2 separate regions of the Homo sapiens genome follow, and region 2 is linked to region 1. Evidence: chromatin contacts called from ENCODE Hi-C or POLR2A ChIA-PET data. All regions are on one chromosome and are shown on one strand. The core of a region is the stretch at or near the end of the contact, and the rest is flanking DNA. Distances in the headings are between cores, read along the strand shown.

Region 1 (7,185 bases), core at 1,820-4,319:
CCTTCTTGCCAGCCCACCCTCCACACCAGGGTCAGAGAGGCCTAAAAGCCCCATCTGATCATGCCATGTCCCTCTTCAAACAGACCAAAGGCGGCCAGGTGTGGCGGCTCACGCCATTATCCCAGGGCTTTGGGAGGCTGAGATGGGAGGATCACTTGAGGGCAGGAGTTCAAGACCAGCCTGGACAACATAGCAAAACCCCACCTGTACAAAAAAATTTACAGATTAGCTGGACATGGTGATGTCTGTAGCCCTAACTACTGCCTGTAGCCCTAACTACTCTGGAGTCTGAGGTGAGAGGATCTCTTGAGCCCAGGGGTTTGAGGCTGCAGCGAGCCATGATTGCACAGCTGTGCTCCAGCCTGGGAGACAGAGCAAGACCCTGTCTCTAAAAATAAATAAATAAAACACAGACCAATGGCAGTGCTTCCCTGTTAGCATAAAGCTTGGCCTGCCCTGTTCCCACAGCCCCTCACCCCGGCAGCTCCTATGGCCCCATCCGCCCAGGGACCTTGTGGACCACGCACAGCCACTTCCTCTGCTGAGTGTGCCCATGGGTCCCACACCCCAGGATCAGCTTCCTGGAGCTGCTGTACAAATGACCACAGACCCAGCAGCTTAAACAACAGAAGTGTGCTTCATGGTGCTGGAGGCTGTCATCTGAGATCAGGATATTGACAGAACTGGCTCCTTCTGGTGGTTTGTGGGCAACCCTTGGCATTCCCTGGCTTGTAGGTTCATCCCCCAGGTCTCTGCCTCATGTTCCCCTGGCATTCTCTCTGTGTGTGTGTGTCTGTGTCCAAATTCCTCCCCCAACCTGTTTTTTTTTTTTGGAGACAGCATCTTGCTCTGTCGCCTAGGCTGGAGTGCAGTGGCACAATCTTGGCTCACTGCAACCTCCACCTCCCAGGTTCAAGCAATTCTTCTGCCTCAGCCTCCTGAGTAGCTGGAACTACAGGCATGCGCCACCACACCCGGCTAATTTTTGTATTTTTAGTAGAGATGAGGTTTTACCATGTTGGCCAGGCTGGTCTCAAACTCCTGACCTCGTGATCTACCTGCCTTGGCCTCCCAAAGTACTGGGATTACAGATGTGAGCCACCGCACCCGGCCCAAATTCCCTTTTTCATAGAGACATCAGTCATTGGAGTAGGGGCCCAGCCTGCTCCAGCATGACGTCATCTTAACTAATTCCATCTGTAATGACCCTGTTTCCAAATGAGCTCCATTCTGAGGTACTGGGGGTTAGGGCCTCAGTGTATGAATTTAGGGGGGACACAATTCAACCCAGAACACTCCCCACCCCCCAGGGTCCCCAGCTGGCATGGGTGATTCCTCTGCCCTCCTGTGGCCAGGAGCCATCATCAGCATGGATGTCAGGCAGTTTACTTGCCCATCAACAGCCCCCTCCCAACTAGCCGCAGGCTCAAGTATGGTCCAGCTCCCCACCAGATGGTTGTGCGTCTGCCTTTGCTGTCCTGTGACCTTCCTGTCCCAGCTCCCTGAGGACAGGGGCCGCCCTGCTGGCCGTGACCCCTCAGCATGTGGGCTGACAGTTGGGGAAGGGGGGCTAGGTGTGGTCTCCTGCTGGGGGCTGCCCCTCACTTCCCCCTCCTCATCCCTAGGAAGGCCCCGCCACCACTTGCTGCTGCTCTGGCCCACGAAGCAGTTTCACAGCTGCTACAGACAGACCTTTCCGAATTCAGGAAGTTGCCCAGGGAGGAAGAAGAAGAGGAGGAGGACGATGACGAGGAGGAAAAGGCCCCTGTGACCTGTGAGTTCTGTTTCTTCTGAGGTGGCCCCAGGGCTGCTTAGCAGGCAACAAAGGGTGACGACATTGTGGGAAGCCCATTGATTGGGGTCCCTAAGGGTGCTGGGGCCCTCGCTCACAACGGCAGCAGAATCAAGGAGCAGAGAAGGCTTGCGGCCCCAGTGAGGTGGAGGGTGGCGGTCACAGCCCTCCACAGGTCATATAGTTCCCAGTCAGCCCACGAGGCAGGGGTGGGTGGTGCAGACACCCTCCTGTGTCCTGTCTGACTGAAGTTCCAGAACAGCCCAGGAAATTAAAGATGCTTATCCCGTTTCACAGAGGATCTCACAGGTGATCGATCTCTGGTCATGCAGCCAGGTTCAAGTGCCCTCAGTGTTGTAACTCAGTTAACATGCGCCCGGGCAGGCGAAGTCAGGGTTGGCCAGGTGGCATGCCAGCAGGTCTCGGGGCAGCAGCGTGGTCCCCTCAACGCTCGGGCCCCCTGCCTCAGCTGCCCCCAAGTCAGGATTCTGTTGGGTGGAGACGCTCTACGGTGTCCATGAGCCCCATGGTTAGATGCTGGTGGAAGCTTGTCTGTCAGCCTGCTCCTGGGACAGCCATAAGCATGGTGTGGCCAGGGGAACCCAGAAATGGAGAGGGCTGCAGATCCATTTCACAGAGGATATAATCATTAAAAAGCAGGGCTTTTATTTCATGTGACTTTCTTTCATTCTCCTAGTAATTTCATTTTATTATATTTCGCCAAAGTGTTGGTTGATGTTAGACCAGAAATACAGGGCGTAAGAATCGCAGGCTGCAGCAGGGGTGCCACAAGGGGGTAGCAACGTCCCACCCAGCTGAATAGTTGTCCCTGGACAGGCCAGCAGGCAGCAGAGTTGCAGTGGATTTTCCCTTCCTTGCCATTTCCTGTCGGCCATTTCCTTTCCCTTCCTTTGCCATTTCCTTTCCTTTCCCTGTTGTTCTAAATTCGGCATTACTAGTGCATGCGTGCATCCGGGGAAAAGGAACAAGGTGGGAGAAGAGAGAGAAAGCGAATACCCGAGGCCGCCAGCATCAGTGGGTGCCCGCGCTCTCCTCCTCGCTCTCGTCCTCTGCCCTCCGCCCTGGCTCCCTGCCCGCATTCCCTGGGAGCGCAGCCTTGCCTTAGCCTGGGAGACAGCTGTCCACAGTGACAGGCGGCCATTGTTCTCGGCCGAGCCAGCAGGCTTCCGGCCGGTGGCAGCTGCTGCTCCTCCGCTCTGCGGCCCCACCAAGGGGGCGCCGCCACCGCCCAGGCCCTCCCCGCCTGATGGGTCTCTGTCCGTCCACGCGGGAGACAGCGCCACCTGCCGGTGAGAAGGAGCGTTGCTGCGCCGGCACCAGCCCAGTCCTACGCTCGGGGCTCCTGCAGGCCTGGGAAGGAGGGAGGGCGCAGCTAGAAGGAAGTCTCGCCTGCCCTTGCTTCCCCGTCTGTCAGAGTGCCTCGCATGCAGGCCTGCCTAGCGGCCTTGATCATGCTCTCCCTGTCACGGAAGTAGAATGTAGTCAAGTTTTTGGACTCCAAGCCATTCTTACAAAATTGCGTCAGAGTGGGGATTGTATTATAAGAATTGCCACTGAAGAGCAGCGAGTGGCTGAAACCTCTGTGTGGCTGCCAGTCAGCCCCTCCCCGGTGACTGGATCAGCGAAGAATCCAGAAGCGAGGTTGCGGGGCTGCAGCCCTTGGCATGGGGAGTCCGTGGGCTGGGCAGCACTGCCTCAGCCGCTGGCCTTTCCTGAGCAGAGTCTAGGCTAAGCGGCTGTTGGAAATAGCAGTAGCACCCGGGGCGAGACCGTGAGCCACAGCGGCGGCCGGAGTCTCCCCCAGCCCGAGCTCAGGCCTGGTAAGCACCAGGAGCCCACAGTTTCCAGAGGGAGTGAGGAGGAGTCCATGGCATTTAGGGGCAGTTTTCTGGGCACAGTGGCCCTCAGACGAGAGGAAGAGGAGGCAGCGCTACAAGGACTGGCAGGACGAGGGGGGTTTCCTGCTGGTTTGCAGGGGATCCACTGGCCAAACTTGTGTGGAGCTGCCTTCCCTGAGCTGGGCCTGCCTGAATGAGTTCTCAGGCCCCTCCTTCACCCATAGCCTTGCCAGTCCCCAGTTCTTGCCAAATGCTTGAATAGGCCCCTGTGTTGGCCATGGCGGCAGCAGCTGGCTCTGGATGCCCCCACCCCTGCCTTGATGCATGGATTCCCAAGAACCTGTCTTTCTGTGACCTCCTGCGTGCATAAGCCCTCGCGTTCATGGTTCTTCCTCGGTGGCCCCCTCTGGCCTCAGCCCTTCTCCTTTTCTTCCACAGCCTCCGCCTTTAGGCAGGAGCTCTTTCCTCCTCTCAGTTCCCCATGTCCTTTGGGTGTGGCCTGTGACACTCAACTCCTGCCCTCGGCTGACTGGCCCTGATTCACCATGCTTGCCACATGCACCTGGGCTGGCAGGAGTTCCAGGAGAGTTTGTGCATTGAAGTGACATGAGTCCCTGAAGCCAGAGCCCCCATGGTTTCCTTTGGGCCTGTTACTGGTTGATCTTTTCTTGAGAAGCCAAGCTTAGGTAGGATTTGGGTATTTTTTCTTTTCAAATGAGTATTGTGGCTTATATTATTTGTTGCTACATAACAAATTGCCCCAAATGTAGTGGCTTAAAACAACAGACATTTATTCTCCCAGTTTCTGTGGGTCTGGAATCTGGGAGCAGCTTAGCTGGTTCTGGTCCAGGGTCTCTTACTGGGTTGTGGTGACATGGTTGCTGGCTGGGCTGGAGGGCCTGCTTCCACGGTGGTTTCAACACACGGCCACTGACAGGAGGCCCTGGTCCCGTCCCATGTGGACTCTCCGTGGCGCTGCTTGAGCATCCTCACAGCTCAGATTGAGCGATGAGAGGGAGGGAGGAAGAGAGTGAGAATACACAAGGCGGGAGGCGCAGGGCCTCTTTGTTTCGTAACACCTGAAGCACACGCAGTCACTGCCACTCTTCATCAGAAGCAGCCAGCTCCCACACTCAGCAGTGGGAAGTGAGCTCCACCTCGCAAAAGGGGAAGTCAAAGAATTTGTGGACATGCTTTAAAGCCACTGTCACACGAGACTAACACTTGTAATGAAAAACTGGGGAAGTATTAAGAAAGTGTACTTCAGGAAAAAGCTGTCCGTGGAACTGCCACGTGCAGGCCCACTCTGACACCTTGGTTGTGTGCTGTTCCCGCCTTTTTTTTTTTCTGGCCCTGGTGGTTTTTCATGGACTTGTAGTTAAACTGCATATGTAATTTTCCTTCTTTTTTCACTTAGTATCATGACAGAAGCATTTTACATGCTTATAAACTCTATTAAAATCCATTTTTTAGTTTTCTGTTTTAAGAGACCAGGTCTCCCTCTGTCACCCAGACTGGAATGCAGTGGTGTAATCGGAGATCGCCGTAACCTCGACGTCCTTGGCTCAAGGGATCCTCCTGCCCCAGCCTCCCGAATAGCTGGGAGTAGATATACCACCACACACAGCTAATTTTTTTTGGTTTGGTGTTGTTCATTTGCGACTGAGTTTCGCTCTGTTGTCCAGGCTGGAGTGTAGTGGCTCAATCTTGGCTCACTGCAACCTCTGCCTCCCGGATTCAAGCAATTTTCCTGCCTCAGCCTCCCAAGTAGCTGGGACTACATGTGCATGCCAGCACGCCCAGCTAATTTTTGTATTTTTAGTAGAGACGGGGTTTCACTTTGTTGGTCAGGGTGGTCTCGAACTCCGGACCTCAAGTGATCTGCCTGCCTTTACCTCTCAAAGCGCGGGACTACAGGCATGAGCCATGGCGCCCAGCCTGTTTGTTTTTAAGAGACAAGGTCTCTTTATGTTATCCAGGCTGGTCTTGAACTCCTGACCTCAAGCAGTCCTCCCACCTCAGCCTCTCAAAGTGCTGGGATTACAGGCATGAGCCACTATGCCTGGGCTAGTTTTTTTTAATTAAACTTTTTGTTTTGAGATAATCATAGCTGCACATGCAGTTGTAATAAATAATACAAAGAGATTCCATGTATACTTTACCCAGTTTCCTCCAATGGTAACATTTTGCAAAACTATAATAAAATATCACCACCAGGATCCTAACATGGTCAAAATACAGAGCAGTTCCATCACCAGGATCCCTCCTGTCACCCTTTTAAGGCCACCCTTATACCCCCACCCCTACAGACCCCATCCCTAACCACTGGCAACTACTAATCTTCTCGGCTTCTACCATTTTATTATTTCAAGAACACATATAAATGGAAGCATATGATGTGTAACTTTAGGGGACTGGTTTAATTCTCTGGAGATTAGCCCAGGTTGTTTGATGCATCAGGAGTTCATTCTTTGCCATTCTTGAGTGGTATTCAAAGGTATGGGTCGACCACGGTTTGTTTAACCATTTCCACGTTGAAGGACATCTAGGCTGACTCCAGATTTTGGCTGTTCCAGATAAAGCTGCTATGAACATTTGTGTTCATGTGTTCAAGCTTTTATGTGAACAGCCTTCATTGTTCTGGGATAAGTCCACAGGAGTGCCACGGTGGGGTCGTATGGGAGTTGCATATTTCGTTATGAAAATCATATTTAATAGCAGCTTAATTCTTCATCAAGAGACTAGATCTTTTTTTTTTTTTTTTTTTTTTGAGACAGAGTCTTGCTCTGTCGCCCAGACTGGAGCATAATGGCATGATCTCGGCTCACTGCAACCTCCGCCTCCCAGGTTCAAGCGATTCTCCTGCCTCAGCCTCCCGAGTAGCTGGGATTACAGGCGCCCGCCACCATGCCTGGCTAATTTGTGTATTTTTAGTAGAGACGGGGTTTCACCATGTTGGCTAGGCTGGTCTCGAACTCCTGACCTCGGGTGATCCGCCCACCTCGGCCTCCCAAAGTGCTGGGATTACAGGCGTGAGCCACTGCGCCTGGCCGAGACTAGATCATAATTTAAGTATTATTCCTTTGTCATTGGATATATAGTATTTCTAATTAATGGGCAATTATAAGTGATTCTGTACTTTGTCTTTAAAATTATTTTTGTGTTTCTGATGATTTCTTCAGGGTGGGTTCCCATGAGTAGAGTTGCTCCATGGTGGGATGGGAGACTTCAAGGGGCAAGTTGCCAAACTAGACATTTCTAATTCTGGTAACAGGCTGCCATGTGCGCGTTATTGAGTTGATGTGCTCACAATGCCCCGGGAGGTGATGGGGGCTTTGCAGGCCCCTGTGGGAGCTGTCAGGGAGCCAGCGAGGCCTCAGCTGGCTTGGTTGGCACTTCCCTGACAATCCCTCCATTGTGCCCATCAGTGCTGGATGCCCAAAGCCTGGCACAGAGTTTCTTTAACCGCCTTTGGGAAGTCGCCGGCCAGTGGCAGAAGCAGGTGCCATTGGCTGCCCGGGCCTCACAGCGGCA
Region 2 (7,185 bases), core at 1,719-4,218, 250 kb after region 1:
GTGAGCCACTGCACCTGGCCAACTTTGGACTTTAAATAGATGTCCTTCTTAACCTTAGACCAGAAGTAAAACATCTAATTTCCAAACCAGCAGAAAGAGAAGAGAAGCAAATGAAAATAAATATAAAAAATGGTAACTAGAAAGCAACAAGATCATAGAACGCAACAGACCACCTGAAGAATTAAGTCCACATTTAAGATTGTCAGGATTGGCCAGGCACAGTGGCTCACGCCTGTAATCCCAGCACTTTGGGAGGCCAAGGTGGGCGGATCACAAGGTCAGGAGATCGAGACCATCCTCGCTAACACGGTGAAACCCCATCTCTACTAAAAATACAAAAAATTAGCCAGGCGTGTGGCGGGCGCCTGTAGTCCCAGCTACTAGGGAGGCTGAGGCAGGAGAATGGCATGAACCTGGGAGGCGGAGCTTGCAGTGAGCCGAGATCGCGCCGCTGCACTCCAGCCTGGGGGACGGAGCGAGACTCCGTCTCAAAGAAAAAAAAAAAAAAGACTGTCAGGATGAAGGAGAACACGACAGACCCCAGCTGTGAGCCTTCAAAAAGCCCTCAGAGGGCAGAGCCAGAGAGGCTGAAAAGAAAACGATGGAAGACATGGGGTGGGTCCCGGCGCTGGCGGCACGGAGCACTCCCCAGGGTGGTGCAGGCAGGCACAGCCCACAACCCGGCTGGTGAGACACAGGACTTAACCTCCACTGCATCAAACATGCACCCCCCAGCCACGCAGGGACACGCTCCTGAGCCCACCAAGTCTGACCACACCCGAGGCCACCAGACAAGTGTCCGCAGATGTGACATCTGCAACGGTGCAGACCTGAGCTCTGACCTGCAAGCAGTTCCCTCTCTTGCTGATTTCTAACACAGTGAAGGAAACTAGAAGCAGAATTAAACTCAGATAAGAGGAAAGTAAAAGAACCATCCTGAGGCAAGCTCCTCCTAGAAAATCTTTTTTTTTTTTTGGAGACGGAGTCTCGCTCTGTCACCCAGGCTGGAGGGCTGGAGTGCAGTGGCGCGATCTCGGCTCAATGCAAGCTCTGCCTCCTGGGTTCACGCCATTCTCCTGCCTCAGCCTCCTGAGTAGCTGGGACTACAGGCGCCTGCCACCATGCCCGGCTAGTTTTCTGTATTTTTAGTAGAGATGGGGTTTCACCGTGTTAGCGAGGATGGTCTCGATCTCCTGACCTCGTGATCCGCCTGCCTCGGCCTCCCAAAGTGCTGGGATTATAGGCATGAGCCACCGCGCCTGGCCTCCTCCTGGAAAATCTTTAATTACAAGAATCACAAAAGGGAAAACAAAGCTGTAACAAATTAAAGTCTAATGATCTTTGAATACGGTAAAATAGGCAAACCTTTGGCAACAGTTGTCCAAGAAAGCACAAAATACTACTAGAAATAAGAAAAGAAGGCCGAGTGTGGTGGCTCATGCCTGTAATCTCGGCACTTTGGGAGGCTGAGGTGGGTGGATCACCTGAGGTCAGGAGTTGGAGACCAGCCTGGCCAACATGGTGAAACCCTGTCTCTACTAAAGTACAAAAAATTATCCTGGTGTGGTGGTGGGCGTCTGTAATCCCAGGAGAACCGCTTGAACCCAGGAGGCAGAGGTTGCAGTGAGCCGAGATCCCGCCATTGCACTCCGGCCTGGGTGACAAGAGTGAAACTCCATCTCAAAAAAAAAAAAAAAAAAAAAAAAGAGAAGGTGGCAACTGATCTGTCAGCAGTTTCACAGGCTGGTTAAGCCAAAGAGAAATAAAAAATAATAAAATGATTCCCTGCCCTGGCCCCTGCCAAACAACAAAAACAAACCACGCACCCAACCTACTTGAAAATAACCAACAGTCCTAGGCAATCCTTGGCTGAGAAGAAATTGAAAGGGAAGCTACCAACAACCAGCAAGCAGTGAAGAGGGAACATGCACCCTCAAAATGACAGACGTGGCTATCAGAAACACACATGGATTAAAGTGAGGAAGGAGGAAAAGCACCATGAAGAAGCAAAGACAGAAACTGAAAACAATTACAAACCCTTCAAAGTGAAGTGAAAACAGACAAACCCTTCAAAGACCACTAAGGGACTGAGGAATGGAAAGTGTGATTAGGCATGAGAAAAAAAGGTCAGCACAGCGAGGCCAAGAGAATACCAGCCTTCATGGAAACAAGTGCCCGTTAACCCTGAAATGAAAGCCCCAAGGAAGTGGCACGAATAGCTGCCAGCTGCCTTTGCCCAGCTGTTAAGCACAGCTGACTCGTTTGATTTTTTTTTTTTTTTCCAGACAGGGTCTCACTGCTGCCCAGGATAGAGTGCAGTGGCGCGATCCTAGCTCACTGCAGCTTTGACTTCCCAGGCTCAGATTATCCCCCCACCTCACCCTCCCAAGCAGCTGGGACTACAGGCGCACGCCACCATGCCCCGCTAATTTTTTTTATTTTTTGTAGAGATCGGGTTTTGCCATGTTGCCCAGGCTGCTCTCGAATTCCTGGGCTCAGGCAATCCACCTACCTCAGCCTCCCAAAGTGCTGGGATTACAGGTGTGAGCCACCACGCCTGGCCATCCCTGTGATTTTAACCATTCCAGGCCACAAAGCCACAGCCAGCCCTGCTCGTAACATGCAGGGGCCACACCTGTCACAGCAAAACCTGCTGGAGCCAGTCCACACAACCGAGACCACGTGTGACAGTGAGCTGGCAGAAGGCCACGGCGAAGCCACGACAGGCCAGGGTTCACCCCAGAATGCCACGGAGACACCCATCCACTCTGGCCTTGTAGTGGCCACATCCACAAATCCCGGGAGGACCAGAAAAAGGACAGAATCATCATAGTAGATGCTAACAAAGAAACCTCTAAAAAGTCAGCCACCCTCCTAAAAACAGCCCAACAACAAATGTTCTGAGAAGGCAAAACAGCGATTTCTGTGGAGCACAGCAAGATGCCCACATCCTCCTCCCCCATCAGGCCCACGGTGACGTGACGGTGACGTGACTGATGTGCACACCAGGGAAGCAGAGAGCAGACCAGCTTTTGGTGATAAGCGTGACTATCTAGAAAACCCAAAAAAATCTTAAAAACTTTTGAATTATAAGATAATTTGTTAAAGTGGCTAGATATAAAATGAACGGTAGTTTTTCTCTACATGAGCAATGATCCCCAAAAGTTGGGAAAAAAAAAGTCCATTTACAAAAGTATCATAAACTATAAAAAATCCTTAAGAGGTTGCTTTATCCCGGAAGTCACAGGACCCATGTGAAGAAAACGATTGAAAGACTGAAACATAACATCAGGCCACTGTCTGGGGATGGAAAGGGCACCTCTGTTCTTCCACAATACAGGCATCCGGCCCCTGTGTGCATGGCCCTGCTGGCCCCCCATCCCCTGCCTCCTGCCACCAGACTGCACACTGCTCCCCACATGCACCAGGGCCAGACCTCCTGTGTCTCTCCAGGCGCCTCTCCCTGTGCAGCCTGTGCCCTGCACAACCCCTCCCACACGCTGACCTCCCCCAGCACTGCCTGGCCACAGGCACCCACACGAATGCCTGGTCCCTGTCAAGAAGCCCTTCTGGACCTCCAGTAATTCCCGACTTCTGGTCTCTCGAGGACACACCCGGTGCGGGCAGCTCTCCCTGCTGACTCACTCTGGGGACCCCCTTTTGAACGCAGGTGCACATGCTTGGCCTAGGTGTGCCGTACACCGTCTGGGTATGATTCAGAACCAGCACACCCTTCAGAGAGGGCCAAGAGGAAGAACCCGCAGAGAGTGCCGGCTCACCTCCCAGGCCACCCCAGCAAGCCCAGCTGACTCACAATTGAGACCTGTTGCTGTTGGGCCCGGAGTTGGCCATGCTGAGGATGCCGCGGCCCGTGTGCGAGAGGTTGGGCCGGAACTCGTCTTTGAAGGGCTTCCCCCAGTATGACTCCCCACCTGGAAGAGAAAGGCCCATGGGAGCAGGAAAGCCTGGGCCCCAGCCGAGGCAGAACTAGAAACCTCAGAGTCCCGAGGGGCATCAGGGCCTTGCTGAGCCCAGCCTGGGGCAGGGGCACTTGATAGGGAGGCTCCCAGCCCCACGCCACCAACTCCTGGGTCCCTTGGAGCCCCCACGCCTCCAAACAGGCAGGCTGCTGCCCACTCACCCCAGCCCCGCCTGGGGCCTGCCCCGGGACAGGGATTAAAGAGTCAAGGCCACCATCATCATCACTCAAGCTATGGGAATACAGAGGTTGGGGGATCTGGACCCAAGCAGCTGCCAGGCTGAGGGGCTTGGAGAGGCTGCAGGAGGGAGGGCTGGCCTCAGTCTGAGGCAGACCCCAGGGGCCCAGGGAAGAGACCACACACTCTTGCCTCCTCTACCATGCAGGCCTCACAGCCACCTGGAAATGAGAAAACTGAGGGCCAGGCCTGAGGGGGCACAGCACTGATGGCTGCCAGTCGTTCCACCCTGGTCTAGCAGATTCCATGTCTGAGCTGTGCACAACCCCTGCCCAGCTACCCCCTCATGCCCCACGGAGCAGCCAAAGTGCCCAGAGAGGGGCCCAGCACCAGTACCTACCCGTGCCTGTGCCTGTGGGGTCGCCCCCTTGGATCTGTGAAAACAAAAGCCAGTGAGCAAGTCACACTCTGAGACCCGAGGCCCACCGCCTGCCTGACTGAAGGACACCCCTCCTGCCAGATGGCTCCACACAGGGGCTGGGCTCTTGGTGATAATGAGGGGCCCTCCCAGCCACCTCCCTTTGTGAACCCAGTTCTGGATGGGCTGGGGCCTCAAGGGTCAGTCTATGGGTTCCCCAACAGAGGATCACCAACTGGACTCATCCTGGCCACCGTGGGATGGGCCAGGGCCCTGGGATGGGGCAGGGACAAGCCCACCCAGCCCCCGATGTCCCACCAAGCTCATCTGTGCAGCCAGTGACTCTCGTCACTCACCACAAAGTTCCGGATGGATCTGTGGAAGATGGTGCCATCGTAATAATGCTTCTTGCAAAGCCTGATGAAGTTTTCGCAGGTTTTTGGTGTCTGCAACATAGCCCCAATACTTGTATGAAGCAGAGAGCTGCCAAAGGCAGCTCACCACAGCCACAGGAGGCTTTTTTTTTTTTTTTTTTTTTGAGGTGGAGTCTTGCTGTTGCCCAGGCTGGAGTGCTGTGGCGCGATCTTGGCTCACTGCAACCTCCGCCTCCTAGGTTCAAGACATTCTCCTGCCTCAGCCTCCCGAGTAGCCAGGACTACAGGCATGCGCCACCATGCCTGGCTAATTTTTGTAGTTTTAGTAGAGACGGGTTTCCCCATGTTGGCCAGGCTGGTCTTTAACATGTAGCAGAGTCAGCTGCCCAGCCACACTGGGCACGGATGGACCCACAACATTAAGCAACAGGACCCGTGCAGCCGCACGGCCCAGAGTACAGCGCATGGGAGAAGTGTGGGCAGAGCAGCAGGTGCGGCTTGGCCCCTTCTCTGAGACACTGGCACCTGTGCGCAGGCCATGCTGCCAACGCGGCCCCCTAGGAAGGACACAGGGCACTGCTGCGGGTCCCGCCTAGTGACAGGCTGAATTTCCTACAACAAGCACATACCAGTGGCAGCCCTATATTTAAGACATGGCTGTCAGATGACCCAGAGATGACCTTGGGGCATGGGGAGTGGCTGGCCTCCACACCCACCAGGTCGCAGTGCAGCTCCAGGTTGAGGTCGCCCTTGTTGGTGTGCAGCCGCACGTAGCCCTTCTTCTTCACAAACTGGTAGCGCAGCACATCCTCGTCGATGGCAGCTACAAGCCAAGGTCCCAGCTCAGCCCCTGCCCTCACCCTGGGGCAGCCCCACCATGCCAGGCAGCACCGACCTCAGACACACAGGCGGGGACTAGGCTCCAGCTCTGGGGAGAGCAGGGGAGCTGGAGGCCGAGGGTCTGCTTAGGCCACGCACAGGCTCACCCCAGCCTCATGGGGCTGGCAGGGGTTCAGCAGCTAAGAGGGGGAGGACTAGGGGCTCAGGTGACAGTGGGAGCCCCTGACAGACCAATAAAGTGGGAGTCGGGGAGCACACCCACCCCCTGCCACTTTTGGGTCACATGGCAGGTGGCTACAGAGGCCAAGGTGGCTACCTGCTTCATGTGTGGTCTCCGGGACCATCGCGGTGGAGGTGAAGGAAGCGCTGACCTTCCCTGTGGAATAGTGGGCCTGCCAAGGAAACCAGGGTGGCACCTCAGCAGTGCCATGGGAGGCAGTTGGGTGGGGACGTGTCGCTTGCCTAGAAGCCAACCACACGCCACCCCTGCCCCCCAGGCCCTGCTTGGTGCCTCTCCTCCAGGAGGGCCTCCCCAACCAGCAGGAGGAAGAAGCCAAGGCTAGGCCAAGCCAGGGTCCCCTGGCCTCCACTGGATCCCGACTCTTATGATATCAGGTGAAACCCTGGAGATAAAATACCACACAGGACTGGCCACCTCAGGGTTAGGAGTGTATGGCTGACTTCTCATTTATTTTTATTTTAATTTTTTTATGAGACAAGGTCTTGCTCTGTACCCAGGCTGGAGTGCAGTGGTGTGTGATCCTGGTGCACTGCAGCCTCCAACTCCTGGGCTCAAGTGACCCTCCGACCTCAGCCTCCTGAGTAGCTGGGACGACAGGCGCATGCCACCACGCCTGGCTGATTTTTTGTAGAGATAAGGTCTCACTATGTTGTCTAACCTAGTCTTGATCTCCTGGCCTCAAGCAATCCTCCTGCCTCAGCCTCCCAAAATGCTGGGATTACAGGTGTGAGCCACCACGCCTGGCCTCATTTCTTTTTAAAAGTTTCAAACTTTCTACACTAAACACATTACATATTTAATCAGGGGTCGGGGAAAAGCCCCAATAAATGTTATTTTTTATCATAGAGGAAGAAAAAGGGGTTTCTCCCATCAGAAGAAAATACAAGCCAGGCACAGTGGCTCACACCTGTAATTCCAGCACTTTCGGAGGCCAAGGCAGGAGGCTCTCACTTGAAGCCAGGAATTCAAGACCAGCTTAGACAACATAGCAAGATCCTGTTTCCAAAAGAAAAAAAAAAGTAATATATCAAAGTGCTAAGGGCAGTGTGTTAGACGGAGTGACACACTGGACAACAAGCTTTCTTTTTCAAATTTTCCAGAATTTGAATAATTCTTTAAGAAGGAGAACTTCAGAGCTACCTGCCCATGTCTCTG

Evidence for each region. Hi-C counts contacts between places; a loop is a spot of excess contacts on that map. ChIA-PET counts read pairs that join two places held with the same protein, here RNA polymerase II (POLR2A). Pooled maps may share reads with other maps.
Region 2: a loop to region 1 is called in a pooled map, with 2.5 times the contacts of the local background. The contact joins the enhancer-like site here to the promoter of PPM1F-AS1 in region 1. A Hi-C loop is called at or near these places in 7 of 168 maps with a recorded cell type or tissue (GM13976, GM13977, GM18951 and 4 more) and 3 of 50 pooled maps. POLR2A ChIA-PET finds 5 or more read pairs at or near these places in 7 of 52 experiments (AG04450, B cell, BJ and 4 more).

What each region holds. Positions count from the first base shown.
Region 1 is chr22:21,934,121-21,941,305 of GRCh38, reverse strand. PPM1F-AS1 (PPM1F antisense RNA 1) reads right to left here and starts at 3,069. Exons shown (of 2, transcript NR_147620.1): 1 at 1,693-3,069; 2 at 1-204. It overlaps PPM1F (protein phosphatase, Mg2+/Mn2+ dependent 1F), which reads left to right. Exons shown (of 8, transcript NM_014634.4): 3 at 1,626-1,774; 4 at 7,080-7,185. RefSeq lists enhancers at 1,031-1,837, 1,838-2,645, 2,646-3,452 and a silencer at 2,935-3,094.
Region 2 is chr22:21,685,479-21,692,663 of GRCh38, reverse strand. PPIL2 (peptidylprolyl isomerase like 2) reads right to left here. Exons shown (of 20, transcript NM_014337.4): 11 at 6,106-6,181; 12 at 5,666-5,772; 13 at 4,932-5,021; 14 at 4,558-4,591; 15 at 3,815-3,932. Among named protein-coding and RNA genes, the nearest start is that of PPIL2, 23 kb to the right of the region's middle. RefSeq lists enhancers at 2,246-2,355, 3,621-3,670, 5,288-5,788. Within about 2 kb of position 2,968, at least 4 of the 41 ENCODE cell types and tissues checked have a DNase peak (open chromatin) inside an H3K27ac peak, as active enhancers do; they include pancreas, where a contact is called at or near this core.